2 separate regions of the Mus musculus genome follow, and region 2 is linked to region 1. Evidence: chromatin loops called from intact Hi-C (ENCODE). Cell type or tissue: left cerebral cortex. All regions are shown on one strand.

Region 1 (8,000 bases):
AAGGAGAAGGAGGAGAAAAGGAGAAGGAGAAGGAGGAGAAAAGGAGAAGGAGAAGAAGGAGGAGGAGGAGGAGGAGGAGGAGGAGGAGGAGAAGGAGAAGAAGAAGAAGAAGAAGAAGAAGAAGAAGAAGAAGAAGAAGAAGAAGAAGAAGAAGAAGAAGAAGAAGAAGAAGAAGAAGAAGAAGAAGAAGAAGAAGAAGAAGAAGAAGAAGAAGAAGAGAAAACGAAAACGAAAAGAAAAAAACCTCATTTAGATCACAGAGGATAGAGTAAGGAGAGAATAAAAGCGGGGGGTGGGGGGAGTGATTTTACTCTAATGACACAAAACTTCCTGTTTTCTAAAAAAGGAACAGGCGTGATTCTGGCTTTGTCTGGATTTGACAATAATTATTTCCCTCTTTCGTCCCCTCAAAATATCCACAAGTGGGTGAGTTAAAGAAGAGAGACTACAAACTGGACACCGTAGAGCACAGCTGAGTCCAATCAAATCCCAAAGTACCAGCCGAGGCCTGGAGGAAAGGAGGGAGGCTAATTTAACCTTCCAACCCCAGCTCCATATGTATTATGTGGTGACGATAATACAGAGAATGTTGTGAGGATTAATACATTCATTTCGCAAGCTTTGGAGATAAAAATGTGCTCCATAAGTACTTTATTTTAAGACGTGTGGAATGGTTTGTTTATTCCCCTATCCCATTCAGAGCTGCCTTAAACCTTATCTCCTAGTTCTGGGTTTTGAGATGAATATGGGGGTCTTTTAAGTGACTGGGAGTAACCTTTGAGGATTATGCATTTCAAGCGCTGGTTCACAATGACTGTGTGACCAGATAGATGTCACACAGGAAAAAGTAAAAAATATAATCCCTAAGAGGTTAATGACACAAATTGTATGTGGAGTTTCAATTTGCTGCGATAATTCGAGGCACTTTAGAATTAGTGACTTTGGCCTTAGCACTCAATGTCTGCCAATACAAAGACATCCTGATTTGGGATCTACATGGGGGAAAAGCTGGGTTTGGGCTGGAAGGCAGCAAATCAAGCCATAAAATTCCAGAGGAGTATACAGTATATGTTGTTTATAAAGAGACTGATGGAAGATCCTTCCAGTAGCTTTCTCTTCGGCACGCAAATGTAATGGTTTTCATCGGTTCCCCCACAATTTCTTAGCCACTGCTTTCCTGGAAGAAGGGCTCATGCCTGAAGTGGGCCCGTGCTTTTGAAAGGTGACTAGACTCAGGGACAAGAAACCAAGCCAGGAGCACTCACTTTTCTCCTGAAGCTGTTTTGATTCATGCATACTCACATACTCCAAGGCCCATGCACACACGCAAATCCCAACCTTGCAAGAAAAATGCCAAAAGTCCTGTATTTAAAACACACTATCAAAGATATAAGTGGTCCCAACTCTCTCTTCCTCTTGCTATCTATAGGTATGGGATCTGAAGGCCAACAGTGGTGTGTGCTGGTAATGCCAGCATTCGGGAGGCTGAAGGGAGAAGGACCATGAGGTTAAGATCAACATGGACTACAGAAAAACCACAGTTTGGAGTGGTAGCTACCTTCATTCATTGGGTTAGCATTGCTGCAGCGTGACAGTCCCTAGGTTATCATCAACACACGGTTTTCCATAACACTGTGTCTTGTTCTGTGAAGACCAAAAGTCATAAGGATACTTTTAATTTAGAAAAAAAATTACCAGCTGTTCCCACCTTGTTCAATCCAGATTGTTCTCAGTCCCTTTTATCCCTGGAGTTCTCTCCACCTCTCAGTGCATGGTAGATTACACAGGGGAAGCTATGAAAAATATGTGACTTCATTAGCAAAATGAGTTACTGGGTAGCCAGAACTTCATCCTGTTGTTCACTAATTGTAGCCATGAGTTGCCTGGTGATGGGAAGAGTCTGATAACACACAGATGGTTTCTCTGTGGTACAAGTGTCACAAACGAAGGTGGATACTATACCACTAGCTCATATAATATTGAAGGAACAATGCTGCATATATGATTCCTCCTGGAACAAAACTTAGTTATAGAGCACATGTCTGTAATTGCTCTTCTAAGTAGCCTCTAACGTGATCCCTACAGGAACCTGTTCTTAATCAAAAAATGTGATAGAATATTGGTTTTCCCAGATGAGTCACAGTATAGCATCTGTCTTGCTAGTATAATCTCTTTTGATGGCTTTATATTGAAGCAAGACGCCTGCAAAGGCACCTGTGTCACACAGAACCAGTAATGGCTTCCACCTAATAGCCACCAAAATTCAGAGCCTCCTCAGTTCCAAGACCTACTAGGAACTGAGATCTGCCAAGAGCCATGTAAGCATAGAATTAGATCCTTCCCCATTCACTGTCGAGAGGGACTGTTATCCTTGGTGCACACCTAGACAATAACAAATGTAAGACCCTGAGCAAACCACCTGAGAAAATACCACACACCCCAAAGCACAGGTACCATGATACTATCTATAAGCCATCATCACACTAGCACTCAAAGTTGCTGATAAGTTTCTATTCTATGATAAGTAGCAAGAACTTAATTAGCTATTAGTTAATAAACCATGTGTTAGGATGGTCACTGCATTACAATAAGTAAAACTGCCTACTTTCTATGACCCCCATAAACTTCTAGTGTAGCAGAGGAAAGCAGGTGTTGTATAGTAACCCACTAAAATCAGAGTTAATGCTGTGTGTGAGACAGTAAGCATCCCAAGTACTTTCTATATATTTTAACATTTAACCATCGCAACAAGGAACATAGATCTCCTTTTATGCGCTGGAAAAAAAAATACAGTGATTGCCCAGGGCCCCATTCATGGTAACTGGCAGAGTTGGGTTTGGACCAATTTCTTAACAATGATGCTAAAGACGTAAAGTGAGGAGTTCAATGAAAATAATGTATATGATACTACACTGTTGTAGGTTATGTAACCCAGCTAGGAACTAAAGGACTCTTAACTATGTAGGGCCGTGTAAGATTTTATTTAAGACAGGCCTCTAGACTACAAGAAGAGTATTCACCAAGCCCCCATGGCAGTATATAAAACAGACAGAAGGAAAATAACTATTAGTAGGCCTGCAATAGAGGGAAGCGATGAGGTCAGATGGACCAGACAAGACATTGTGAGCCTCACTGGATGGCTTTGTCATCTGGGCAGCAGAGGAACAAATGTGTCCGAGGCTGTTTACTGTGGGCAGTGAAGCAGTGTTCATCTGGTCATCCTTGCATTATCAGACAACCATGCTGGTTCCTCATGGAACAGATGGAAAGAGTCAAGAATAGACTAACTAGAGTAGGCTGAGGCTTATTAGAGTCTTTCAGGCAATAGGAAATGACGGCGACCTCAGAGAAAGAGCTGGTACCAGGGATACAGAAGAGTGGTCAGAACACAGAGATGCCTTGAAAATAAGAAATAGATAAAGAGCAGGGCAGGGGAGTAAGAATGACTTAGATTTCAGCCATGATGCAGGACTTAGATTTCAGGACTTTGATGCAGTGTGCACCAATGGCTGCTGATGGTTACATGATTTCCAAGTCAAAGGCAGTGCCTGGGGAAAGTTAGTCCCTGGAGTCCTGTTTGTGGTTTCCCATATATCAGAGCATAAAACACACGCCTTGCTACAGAAGGTGAGAGGTTGCCAAACATCCCCCAAAGGCACCTAAGGGCTTTGACTGGGGACTTCAATCACTCATTTAAAAATCAAATAGCTTTGGTTTTAGAAAACACATTTTTTTTTTAATGAGCGGGCCAATATGGTTTTGCTTCAGGCGTCATTTCAAAGGCAATCTTCTTAGAAGGATTTCTGAGTCTTAGTTTGATCAGCCCACTCCACCCTATCACCAGGGATTCGTGGAATTTCACAATCCCAATTCTTTCCTTCCATAAATAACCAGGTCTCTGCTGTGTGATAAACCCTAACCCCAATCCCTGCATCCACTTGAGGAGACATTCCTCAATGGCACTGGGACAGGAGCTAAGAAGATACCAGGTGAAGAAGAAATAAAAACAAAGGTGATTGCTTCCATTCAGAATACGGCCAAAGCACAGGCCAAACACAGCATATCAACTCAGTTTTTTCAAACAATCAAACCGTCCTTCCTTCTTTGGGTAAATAGCTATTCAAAGAACCATGATGTGTATTTCTTCTGTTCCTATTTAGTTTTTGTTAGCCTCAGTTTCTTCATCTACAAAATGGGCATAGTGAGCTGGGGAGAAAGATATCTGTAGTATGCTCATGCATTAGCCTGGATTCTCTTATATTTTTGGTTGTGAGCCTAGCCTTTAATGATTGAGCCATCTCTCCAGTCCTAGCCTGGATTGTCTAGAAGCATGTAACAATTGGAAAGAATACACTAAAAGGAGATTTATTATATTGGATTACACATATGGTCTGGGTAGTCCAGCAATGACTGTCTTTTCAATAGAGAGGCTGAGAACCCAGTAGCTGTTCTGTCCACAGACTGGAAGCCTCAGCAGTTCTAATCTGGTGCAAAAATTCTGGAGGAATCCTAGAGGGCCTTCAGTCCATATGGAAGCATGATATCAGCCAAAGAATGTAGAAGCAGTGGCTATAGGATCAGCACCAATGGGGCAGATAAATTTGCAAATTAAGCTCACAAGCAAGATGCAAAGGCAACCAGGCAAAAAAAAACAATGCTTTTTCTCCCAGATCTCTTTTATCTAGCTGCTACCAAAGGTGGCACCCATATTTAAGGTATGTCTTTCCACTTCAGATACCCTGATCAAGAAATACCTTAGCTGTAGCCAGTGGCTCATCTCTTACTTGATTCCAGATCCATTAAAAGTAACAATTAAGATGTTAACCTCACAAGATCTGAATGTAATCACCAGAAGCCAGTGTACAGTGTACAGCATGAGTTTATAAACCCAGTACTAAGAAGGCAGAAACAGGTGGACCACTGGGGGCCAGCAGGGTGTAGTTAGTGGATCTCAAGCCAATGAGAGACTATGTCTTCAAAAAGTAAGGGTTTTTTTTAATTAGATATTTTCTTCATTTACATTTCAAATGCTATCCTGAAAGTCCCCTATACCCTTCCCCTGCCCTGCTTTTAATGGCACCTAAGGAACAATATCCATAGCTGTCTTATGGCCTCACACACATACCTGCATGAACATGCAAACACATACACACACACACACATCACATCACATCACATCACATCACATCACATCACATCACATACATATGCAAAAGTAAGCATATTAATATGTGCCTTCAACGCTATTTTGAGAATGGGATGATCTAACTCATGAGAGATGTTCAACACATTGCCCACTATACAGTATGTTCTCCATCCATGTCCATCATGATAGTTGTGATCCATTCAGGGATATTCAGAGGAAAAAGCAGTGATACTCGTAACAAACCAAAGAAAGCTTTTAGCTATGAGAGTCTTACCCTGCAGTGGAAGAAATGCAGAACAAATGACATTTGCAATAACAATGATCAATAAGGAAGCCCAGCCAGGCCATGGCCTCGGCCGCTCACCTCTTTTCTCCTCTCATTTTTCCCATTGTTCCACCCCAGAGCATTTCACAGGGCCCTGTTACCAAAACAGAAATGGTATTGTAAGGGGTGTGAACCTTATGGAAAAGCAAGTAGATGATGAGTCCAGCTACCTGCCCACGGGAGTTGTATGATACAAATCACTACACCTGCCCAATTCAGAGTCCCCTTCCACAAAATAAGGGAAGCATCATCACACAGAAACAAAGATACATCTGTATTTCAGGACAGAACAAGATGAAACTCAAAACAAAAAGTCATTGAAAATTGGAGCTGTTAAGCCAATATATATCAAGCATAGACTATGGACTCAGAGATGTGGCAAGTATAGAATGAAACACATCATGAGCTTCTGCGGGGTCTCAACTTGGGGGCAACGGACATGGTTCTTCTTCGTGTGGGACAAAGAATCTCTGTTAAAAAATCAACAGTCCAAAACGGAATAGTGAAGCCATAGGTGGCAGAGCCGAATGGTAGTGCTGTGTGATTTCAAAACAAGAAGAGAAATGCTTTAGAAAGATGGGAAGTAAAGAGCTGGGTAAAGGCAGGGGATGGAATAGAAAGCAGATGCTATTTCAAGTGAAGCCCGAGTGATGAGGATGTAGGGATGAGTAAGGCAGACCTGGGGAAAATGACTATGCATATTACATATGATAGACAGCTGTAAGGATCATCGTCTCTTCAAGTTCTATCTAACTACATTCTTATCTCATCGCTAGGGCTCTTTTTTATGTTTGTGCCTATGCATGTATGAGCAGAGGGTATGTATGGTTGTGTGTGTGTGTGTGTGTGTGTGTGTGTGTGTGTGTGTGTGTGTGTACTAACGGTTAGTCTCAGGCATCATTCTTTGGGTATCATTCCTCAAGCCTACCTTGTGTTTTTAGAATAGATCTCTCCTGGATCTGGAACTTGGGTAATTGGCAAGTTCCAGGAATCTACCTATTTCTACCTGCCCAGCACTGAGAATATGAGATTATAAATCCTCCCATACTGGGCTTTTCCATGTGACTTCTAGGAATCAGCATCTGGCCCTGATGCATACAAAAGGGGATATGCCAACTGCTCCATCTCTCCAACCATACTGTTTGTTCAGAGCATACATTTCTCTGCATATGAGACAGTAGAGATTAGAGAGGGTCATTTCCAAATCAAAGTGAAGTTGCAGAATGAATGCTGGTGTAAATCTTTATTCTTAGATTCATCTTTGGCATTATGGCTTCAGTGAGGAAGAAGTTTCTAAAAGCTCTCTAACCTCTTTTACTTCATTCAGAAACTTAATGTAGACAAAAGACAGGGTCCCAACAGGCAGGCACATGACATTCAACTGACAATAGAAGATTGTTATTTCCTCCAGATAAGCCCATAGCTTTAGCTATCTTTAGTTCACCATCTTCAGACTTCAGAGAAGAATACAGATTAGAATGATGAATCTGTGGTGTGCTTGTCCTATGAGTCTCTAACAGCAAAGAAATTTCTGGAGACATCACCATGTATTCTGTTTCTAATGTTGCCAGACATTACCAATAAACAGCAGTCCCAAGAGGCCCTTGGGTTTATCAGACTATATAACTCAAGATTCCTTACTCAACCTTGGAGTGGTTGCTTTCAATATGGCTTGACCACCAAATGTGGAAGGCAGTTGCGCAATGTCTCCGTGAACTGAGTTTGGATCAGTAGCCAAGAGTAAGTTAACTGATCCTCATCAATAAGGTTGTACTTCTGACCCTGTCTATATCACCAAGTCTGAAGACATTCATCTGGGTTTAGAAGGCAGATGTGCCCAAATGGTACACAAATTCACAAAAGACCTTGTGAAACCCCAGCTATCTGAAACCACTGTGTACTTGCTACTGCTTAGAGCTCTCTGATTCAGTGGAAAGATCTAGAAGGTACAAATACATAGTGTGAAAGCCCGCCATAACCTTTGCCTGAGTGCTTCACACACAGCCATGAGGACCCTCCACCAAAGTGCCTTGAAAGGGTGAGAAATTTGATCAGTCCATATTCAGCCTAATCAAAATGGAGCCCCTGTATTTTTCCACTCTGGGTTAGGTCACCCAATGACTAGCACAATAGGCAAAGGCATGCAAGGCATTCTGCCGACATATCCCGTTTGTAAACAGGGGATGATAGATTGATAAGCAAAGATGACCAGAGACCCCTTTCTTAGAGACTAACCTGAGCTACAGTTCCGCTTACACGTTAAGCCTCACTATAAAATTAATACGTACATTGATCCTGCTCTTTTTGAAGAAATTGAGGCAGGTAGACTTTGAATATGCTACTGCCTTCAAAATTTATCTAAGTAAATAATTATTTTGAAAGCTAAGATTTAGGCAGCTTTTGTATTCCACGTTATGCTAACGCCTGACAATTACTAAGTGTGGGTATCAGCTAGTGTTGTGGGGTTTTTTTTTTAAGTTTAATTTAAAGCAATTTGACATGGAAAGGTTATTACTTTAGTTGCCAATA
Region 2 (8,000 bases), 71 kb before region 1:
TTTGTTGGGTGTTGCACAAAGAGGTAGAGACAGGGCTCACTTTGCAAATCATGACTACCACGAAGCCAGCCACTCCCTCTATATGCTCCAAATATAAATCCCTGCACCGTGAAATTTCTATGACTCAATTCTGTATTTCTGCCTGTTTATCATACCAGGTGTTATCTTCAAAGCTACAGCATGGAGGAGGGATTTGTTCATTTTTGGCTATCTGGTGATTCTTCATAATGACTTACCTCTGGGAAAGAAAAGCTTAAAAGCAACTAAACAAACTCCAACACATAGGGTGATGTCCTTTAAAAGTATGTAAACATCCTCTATGGTCTGTGAAATGGACAGCTCACTCGGGAATAAATCTGGGAGTTGAACTCTGAAAAGACTATGCATTTCAAATTATACCCATGTCCACTTTCAATATCTTATTTTCTTCCAAAAAGATTGAAGCCAAGACTATACTCAGATTTTCCATTTTCTGCAGTGTGCTCATTTTGAAAATGTATTTTCATTTATAGCATTATATATTAAACCTATAAATGATCTGAAGAGCATGCGTTTGATACATCTGTAGGGTTTTTTTCCTCTTACATTCACAGTATCTTCCAGGAGGGAGAATGGCAATGAAGTTAGCTCACTCTCTACACATAACTCATGTGCTCACAGAGTTTCTACTCGTCAGTTTTTCATACTCATAAGGAAAATAAAATAAAAAAACATAGGTAATCTATCTTTGGCAGCTTGGGATACAAATTCCTCACAAAATTTTCACATTCATAGACTTTCCAGATAGAATAGAATTCTTAATTTTTGAGAGAGTACAGAAAAAAATAACGTGAAAAAATGATTTTTTTTAAAAAAAGTATGTTTTCTGGACAGCAGGAAAGCAGTCAGTTATTTCTGGAGTTTGCATTGCATATAAATATCACAGAGCCAAATCTTGCCCTCCAATGGTTTTTCTTCTGGTTGCCTGAGTCCATATGTTTCTAGAAGTTCAATTTGTTTCCTTGTATTTCAAGGTATAATCATTTAACTACTATTTCATAGGCAGAATCTCCATGAAATTAAATTTGTGTGTGTGTGTGTGTGTGTGTGTGTGTGTGTGTGTGTGTGTGTGTGTAAAACATTTATCAGAATATTTCCTAGAGCAAAATGTGGTCAAAGACTGTGGAGAATTAGGGTTAGTGGAAAATAAGTCTCAGATCCCCAAAACATGTCTGCATTTGCTAGATAGTTCCCATGGGGAGTCTTCCAATTAGAACTTGCCAGGACTTCTGACAGTGCAAACCTGAATATCCAGAGAATTTTTATTTATTTCTGTCTGAAAAAAAAAAAAGATGGTGTTCCTCATAATATCTTTTTTTTTTTGAAAAAATAAACCCATGATTTAAATGAATAAGACACCAATTTCTACATGGAGATCTATAAAACATTGCAAAATAAAAAGGGAAATCAGACAGCCAGGGACTGTGCTAAAAACTGTTATTCTGAAAGTCTGGTTGCCAGTTTAATACCATATGGCCATTAGCTGTGCAGGATAGAGTAAAATACTATGTGCTTTTCTGTATAATTAATGAATCTTAAATTCAAGAATTTCAAAGAGAAAGAAAATGACTGTAGCAGAGGTCAGACACTCAGGAACATCTCTGCCACATCACAAATCTTGCAAAGTTTCTGGACACTTGTCTTATTTCCTGTAAAGCTCAATCCATCTTTGAATCAAAAGTACCTGTTTCCTTTTTCAGATAATAAGTAAAAAAAAAAAAAAATAAAGAAGAAGAAAGAAAAGAAAAAAAACTCCCCTACATCTGCACAAAATATGTCTATCCTCATTAGATCCATTTTCTCAATTAAATTCAAGTTTCTCTGTCCAAAAGGCATAAATCTGAGTATTGATTTAACTATAAAATCATGAAACTCCCGGTAGTCTTCTAAAACCATTTTACTTGGATGAGCATATAAGCTTTTAAAATATCAAGTTATTCCAGTATTTAATACACATAACTGCTTCCAGAGGGCTAAAGGCAGTAAGACACAGCTGCCTACTCCATTGGAAGAATTACAACTAGGTTGCTAGCGAGGATCCTAGTACTTTCTCTTCTCCGTCCCAAGCACTTGCTTCTATTTTATTCAGCATGAGTTTGATACCTTCTGAACATGGACTGTATCACCAGCAGCCAAAATCAATAACCTATCTAATCAAGGCCCTATAAACTAACAACAGACTCTCGGTGCTCTCTGTTCCTATAAAACGCAGTTCATTTTAAATCCTTCCTTCCAAAACCGTCTAACTCTAAATTTATTATCCTCTCCTGACAAGGTTAGAGCATTGTCTACAGAAAGTTCTAGAAGACTGTTTGGGGGAGCAAATCAATTACCTTTCGCAAAGGAAAGACCTCTCTGGGCTCGCCTTGAAATCTTTTTTATTTAGCTTCAATTTTCTTTTGAAAGCAAGGAATCTCCGCCACAAAGCTTTCCATGCAGCAACCAGCTACTTCCCTTCAAATAAAAATCATGAGTAAATATTTCATAGAGATGTCTCTGGTGTGAATTGCACAATATGAAAAGGAGATGTTACAGAAATATTTCTCTAAATCATACCAAATGAGAAATACAAACATTTTCCTAAGATCCGTGATGTTTTGAAGTGGAAGCCATAAATTCTCCTTGCATAAAACATCATATGCTTTTTTTTTTCCTTGATAGCCAGAAAACTGTGGCTGAATAGCCTTCACTCAATGACTTCATAGTGGATTTGAGACTGAGGTTTATTTTAAGCTTTTTCAAATGATATTTTCTCTCTTCAAACTGAGAAGGATTTTATGCCTTGAAAGATTATTCATAGGTAGCAATGTAAGCAAAGGCAAACTTTATTCAAAACTGCTCCCTTTTCCTTCTCTCCCAGATCTGTGACATTAAACACATGCATGTAAAACCACTTTCCCTGAGTGGGGGTAGGGGGGGTTACTTTTGTGTTTTACTTGGGATATGGGTCTCTCTGCCCAAGGAAATATGGATCTCCTTCAACAAAGTAGAACCTTCTTTCTAGCATGCGTCTGTGATTAGCATAAACACGACCAAACACACAGCTGTGAGTCTGTATGGAAATGAGCAAACTCAGGAAAACAGCTGGAGAAAGCCAGTCAAACACCCGCAAACAAGTTGCTGTGAACTGCATCGTTTCTCCGCAAACCACAACCCAAAGCTCCCTTAAGAGCAGTATAAGAAATTAAGTTTGCTATAAACGTAACAAACAGGATGTGTGCTAAGAAATTGGTAGGCAAGCAGAAAGGAACCCATCTATTTAGAACCCTCACAGAAGCCTAATGGTACAAAAAGAGGGCCATAAATGAGTATTGATAGGCAAACATTAGTGCTGAGCTTGGCTTCAGATGCTGAGGCTAACAGCCTTCTTATCTACATTCATTGATCTCAGAGGCTTGGTTTCTTTCAGGATCTACGGATGGTCCCATATTTCAGAGAGCTAATCTCTTGTGCAGCCTTCCTTGTTGGCCCCACATCCACTCCCAACAGCAGTGTCAAGGCTGCCTTTCATTAAAAACTCTGCCATGAACCTAGCTAGATGCATTTGCTTCTTCCCGTAGGTAGACACTCTGTGGACTGCTTCTCTCTAGACAGTGCCTCCTGGCCAGATCTCCATAGGTTATGAGTTGTTCTGCCAAAGGAAGTGAAAGACAAATTTTCCTTGTTGCCTCAGCTTCTCTTGGCTCCCTGAGGACCAACTGTATACTTCTTTAGGACAGTAGCTGTTAGGAGTAACTCTCTGGTTGATTTAAGTTCATTCGTTTGTGTCATAACTGAGCCTGTGTCTTTAAAACTGGTCAAATGCTTAAATTCATGTTCTACCCGAGATTCTCAAAGAGGCCTCGGTGCAAAATATGTGCATCTTTCCTGGAATTTGTCTTGAGCCGCCGAAACACTTTATTTTTTTCCTTAAAATTGCTTCTGTGATGGAGGCAGTATTGCCATGACGGTAGCTATTCAAGAGTCAAAACAGTTGTCCTTTCTATAGCCAGATGGAGTTTGATATCAATAGACTACTTTTATAAACTGTTGGTGTAAACTTTCAAATTGGTGATGAGGGTGACCCCAACACCATCTGAGGTGACCACAGACTTCTTCCAGGGTGCAGCATATCTCTCAGGCCACCAGCTCGGCCCATAGCCAGGAACGATTTAGCAGCTGCCGTGCCAAAATTCCTCAGAGTTGGTGATCACTGGAGTCTATGATGTCTGTTTGTTCTCCTAACACTCATTGTGTTGACAAGAAAGCTGATGTGTTCAGTTGGTCAAAGTCATGAGATATCCCCATCCCACCCCCACCCCCCAGATGAAAAAAGGAATTCCTACACGGAAGCGTAAGGAGCGCTCGGTCGGCACATATGGTCTCCATCTCTCTGACATCTTCTCAAATGCATGTTCCTAGATCAGAATACTGCATGCTGGGGTTCACTAGCTGTGAGAACCCTAAATCTGCTAGTTTGAGGGTAACACTCCATCTCAGCATGTTTGTAATTTTATTATATTATTTTTACTTGTATTTTACCAGAAAGATGCCCAGTATGAAACTTTATCATCCTGCTCAATGTTTAAATCACAGACTTTATATACTCTAATATGTATACACTATTCTATAGCAAATAACAAATCCTTTGTTTCTCTATCAACCTGATTCTTTAACACTAGTTAACTATAGCTTATAAATATATAAAACTGCACTTCCCAGTAGAGTCATTAACTATAGATGACTACCCAACATATAAAATATGGCTAGTTCAAATTCAGAAAAGCTGTAAGAATAAAATATGTAACTGATTTCAAAGACTAATTATAAAAGAGGTTTATACTGATCACAGGTAGACATATTTTAGGTACAGAAATGAAATTAAGTATAATAGTAAACTAAATTTACCCCTTACTTTTTAATGTAGCCAGTATACAGTTTTATATTATATATACAATTTATTACAGGCTGGTGTTATATTGAACAGCAATGATGCAGAAGATAAAAACAGATCAAAAGCCAACCATAAAGGGACATGTCTTGAATTCTGTACCAGATCTCCTCACTATACCCACTTCCAGTAATCTTTCTGCTGAAGCGTAACAATGGGAACCTACTGAGATGACTCCCGTATGAACTTTGGACTTTGGAGATTCAGAATTTACTGAATGCTTGTTCTAGTTAAGTGTGATGGCTAAACTTGATTATCAACTTATTGGGAACTAGGTTCAACTGGGAGATTGGCCCCTGAGTGAGTCTAGCATTGCCATAAAGGATCAATTGGGGTGGGGGTGGGGATTTCCCCTCTCAGTAATGACAATCGTTCAGCAGGTGGCCTAGATATAAAGTGGTCCAGGAGGTGGCAATGCTTCTTCTGCCTCCCTTTACTTGTTGCTGGTAACTGAGGTTATCAATGGTGCTTCTGTGATTGCTACCACCCTCCCCTGTCATCAAACTCCAGCTTCTTCAGCCTTCTGATGTGACTGAAGAAACCAGTTAGTCATCTTTGAGGCCTCCAGCACCAGGTTAGACTGCTGAATTTAGCTAGCTTTGTGGACTGATCCACTAGCAGGGTCTTAGCCTCTTGAGTAGGCAGAAGGCCACTGATAGACTAGCCAGGCCCTGTTATGAGAATGTGAGCCATTCCATCAGTTGTGTTCCTTTAGAGAAATCTGTCTGATGCAGTAAGTATGCCATCTTGATTCTAAAGGAAATAACCAGATCCACATTTGATTTAGCATAGAGGAGGCACTAGTGTTTAAACCAGGTTAAATACCTTAAGAATAGGACATACGGCCTTTGGGAAGCATGTCTACAATGTTGGCTCTGGGAAAAGTGCTGAATGAAGTGAGCAAGAACTTTGCAAGTATAGACATGGAAGCAGCATCCACTTCCTTCATGGCAGAGGAATTTCCGACTCTAACAGATCATCCTGACTCTCTAGGAGACAGCTTCCTACATGTCTTCCTATACAGTCCCTTCCAGCTGCTATAACACTGTCATAACCTGGGTGGCTAATGTTCAACAGAAACTTATTTCATTATATTTCTGTAGGCTCTACAATGAAAGGGAATTTTGAAAGAAAGCCAAAAACAATGAGACTAACAATAACATAATGTATGTAGACCTCTCTTAAGTCCGTGCACTCTTCCAAGAATGCACTTAACCCTTTGTGGTAAAAATCTACTATTATACAATTTTATAGATCTGAAGATAGACCCAAAGTGACATTTAAAAACACGTTCATATTCATAGCAAGATTTTAAGATAACTTGGCTCCTGTTACTGAGCACACCGTGCTGTGAACTCAGGCTTACTTTACAAATCCAGTCTATACTTAGATAGGGCATGGGGGCAAACAGGTAAAGGCCAGCCTAATGCAGTGGTTCTCAATATTCCTAATGCTGCAAGACTTTAATACAGCTCCTCATATTGTGGTGACCCCGGCCATACAATTATTTTCATTGCCATTTTATAACTGTAATATGCAGAATATCTGATACATACGCTTTCCAAAGTGATTATGGCCCACAGGTTGGAAACCACTGGCTGAGCGAGTCTTACTTTGCTAGTCAGTTCTACAGAAGCTTTCCCCAAAAGCAAAGTAAACGATCCAGTCTGAAGGAGCCACAGGCTCAGTAAATAACCTACCTCCTGAAGTCTTTTAAAGCCTCTGAGAGGGAGACGATGGCTCACCTCTTGCAGACTTAACTGGTATCTCTTTCTGAATGAGCTCAGACTTGCCAGCAGTGTGCTAGGAGTCGTCTGCATACAGGCTCACTTGGAGATAAGTGTTACTACTTTTATTGTGGAGCTGGACATAAAGCAGCTGAGAAAACTTAGGCAATTGGCTCAAGATGAGAGGCCGTCACATGCAGGACTAACGTGGGAGCTCTCCTCTGTGTCAGAGTCTCAGATTCATACTATTTATTGTCACTTACACGACAGTGTGTGCATTGATAATAATTAAAAGGATGCTTTCTGAGCCTTTAGAATGAGTTATCGCACTGCAGAATCAAGGCATCAATGTCTCCATTAATCAGTTTCTTTAAAAAAAAAAAAAAACTCTGGTAGTTCCCCTCAGACATCTTCCCTAGAAATTAGAGTCTACTAACTGATGGGGTTCAAAGGTAATTACCGTGGGAACTTTCACGGCTTTGTTCTGAACCATGAGATCTATTCACAAGTAAACCTCCTGCTCTGTACTTAGAAGCTACGAACCAGAAAAATCTCAGGGTACTTTTCGTGATTCTCTCCAGCACAACTCCAAGCTCAACTGGGGACACATTGTAAATATTAAGACAGTACCTTTTTGCTGTCACTACTCTTGCCTCCTCCCCCTGATGCCATCCTGATGGCACATGCATGTCACTGCTGACCAGTCATCCTCACATATACTTTCCGGTCGTTCTCCTTTCACTCCGGGTCTCTGAATTGCCTTCTCAGAATACATGAGATTAAATTCAAAACACAATCTGGCATTAAAAATCTCATAAAACAAGGTATAGTTAGTAAGACATTACAGCACCAGGGAAAGGAAAAAGAAGGTAAACACCGGAGTGTATCTGTATGCAGACAGAACGGAGCTCATGATAATCTCATTTAAGACTATTCACAATTCAGATCCATCTTGTAAGCATTAGGACAATCATTAAGATAAGGAGAAAAATATATAAAAGCTAAAAGAAAAGTAACTTGGACTTTAGAGTAAAACACACCACATACAAGATAATGAACAACGAAAAGAGAAGAACAAAGCAGAGATGACATGAAATATACAAGAAGCAAAAGGCAATGCAGAAGAAAATTCCACAGTCAAAACCCATACTAAACAAGAACAAGAGGTCTAGTTAGAAAACAGTCAAACTGGTGAGATGTTGCAGCAGCTAAGAACTGGATGGTCTCTCAGAGGACCCAGGTTTGATTCCCAACACCCACTTGGTGGCTTGCAAAGGGTCTGGAACTCCTGTCCCAGGGGATCT

Evidence for each region. A loop is a pair of places that touch in the nucleus more often than their neighbours do. Peaks named below come from ENCODE experiments on the same cell type or tissue, not always from the same donor. Only the 100,000 strongest peaks of a DNase experiment are listed, where the experiment ranks them.
Region 2: it touches region 1 in a loop (2.8-fold over the local background); 2 of 42 quality-filtered maps call a loop at or near these places.

Annotation. Positions count from the first base shown.
Region 1 is chr6:98,133,324-98,141,323 of GRCm38, reverse strand. No RefSeq gene overlaps it. Among named protein-coding and RNA genes, the nearest start is that of Gm32592, 87 kb to the left of the region's middle. In left cerebral cortex, no CTCF peak of the experiment used is centred here; no DNase peak of the experiment used is centred here.
Region 2 is chr6:98,204,486-98,212,485 of GRCm38, reverse strand. No RefSeq gene overlaps it. Among named protein-coding and RNA genes, the nearest start is that of Gm32592, 16 kb to the left of the region's middle. In left cerebral cortex, no CTCF peak of the experiment used is centred here; DNase peaks (open chromatin) are centred at 68, 2,125, 2,430 and 3,118; H3K27ac peaks cover 1,140 bases.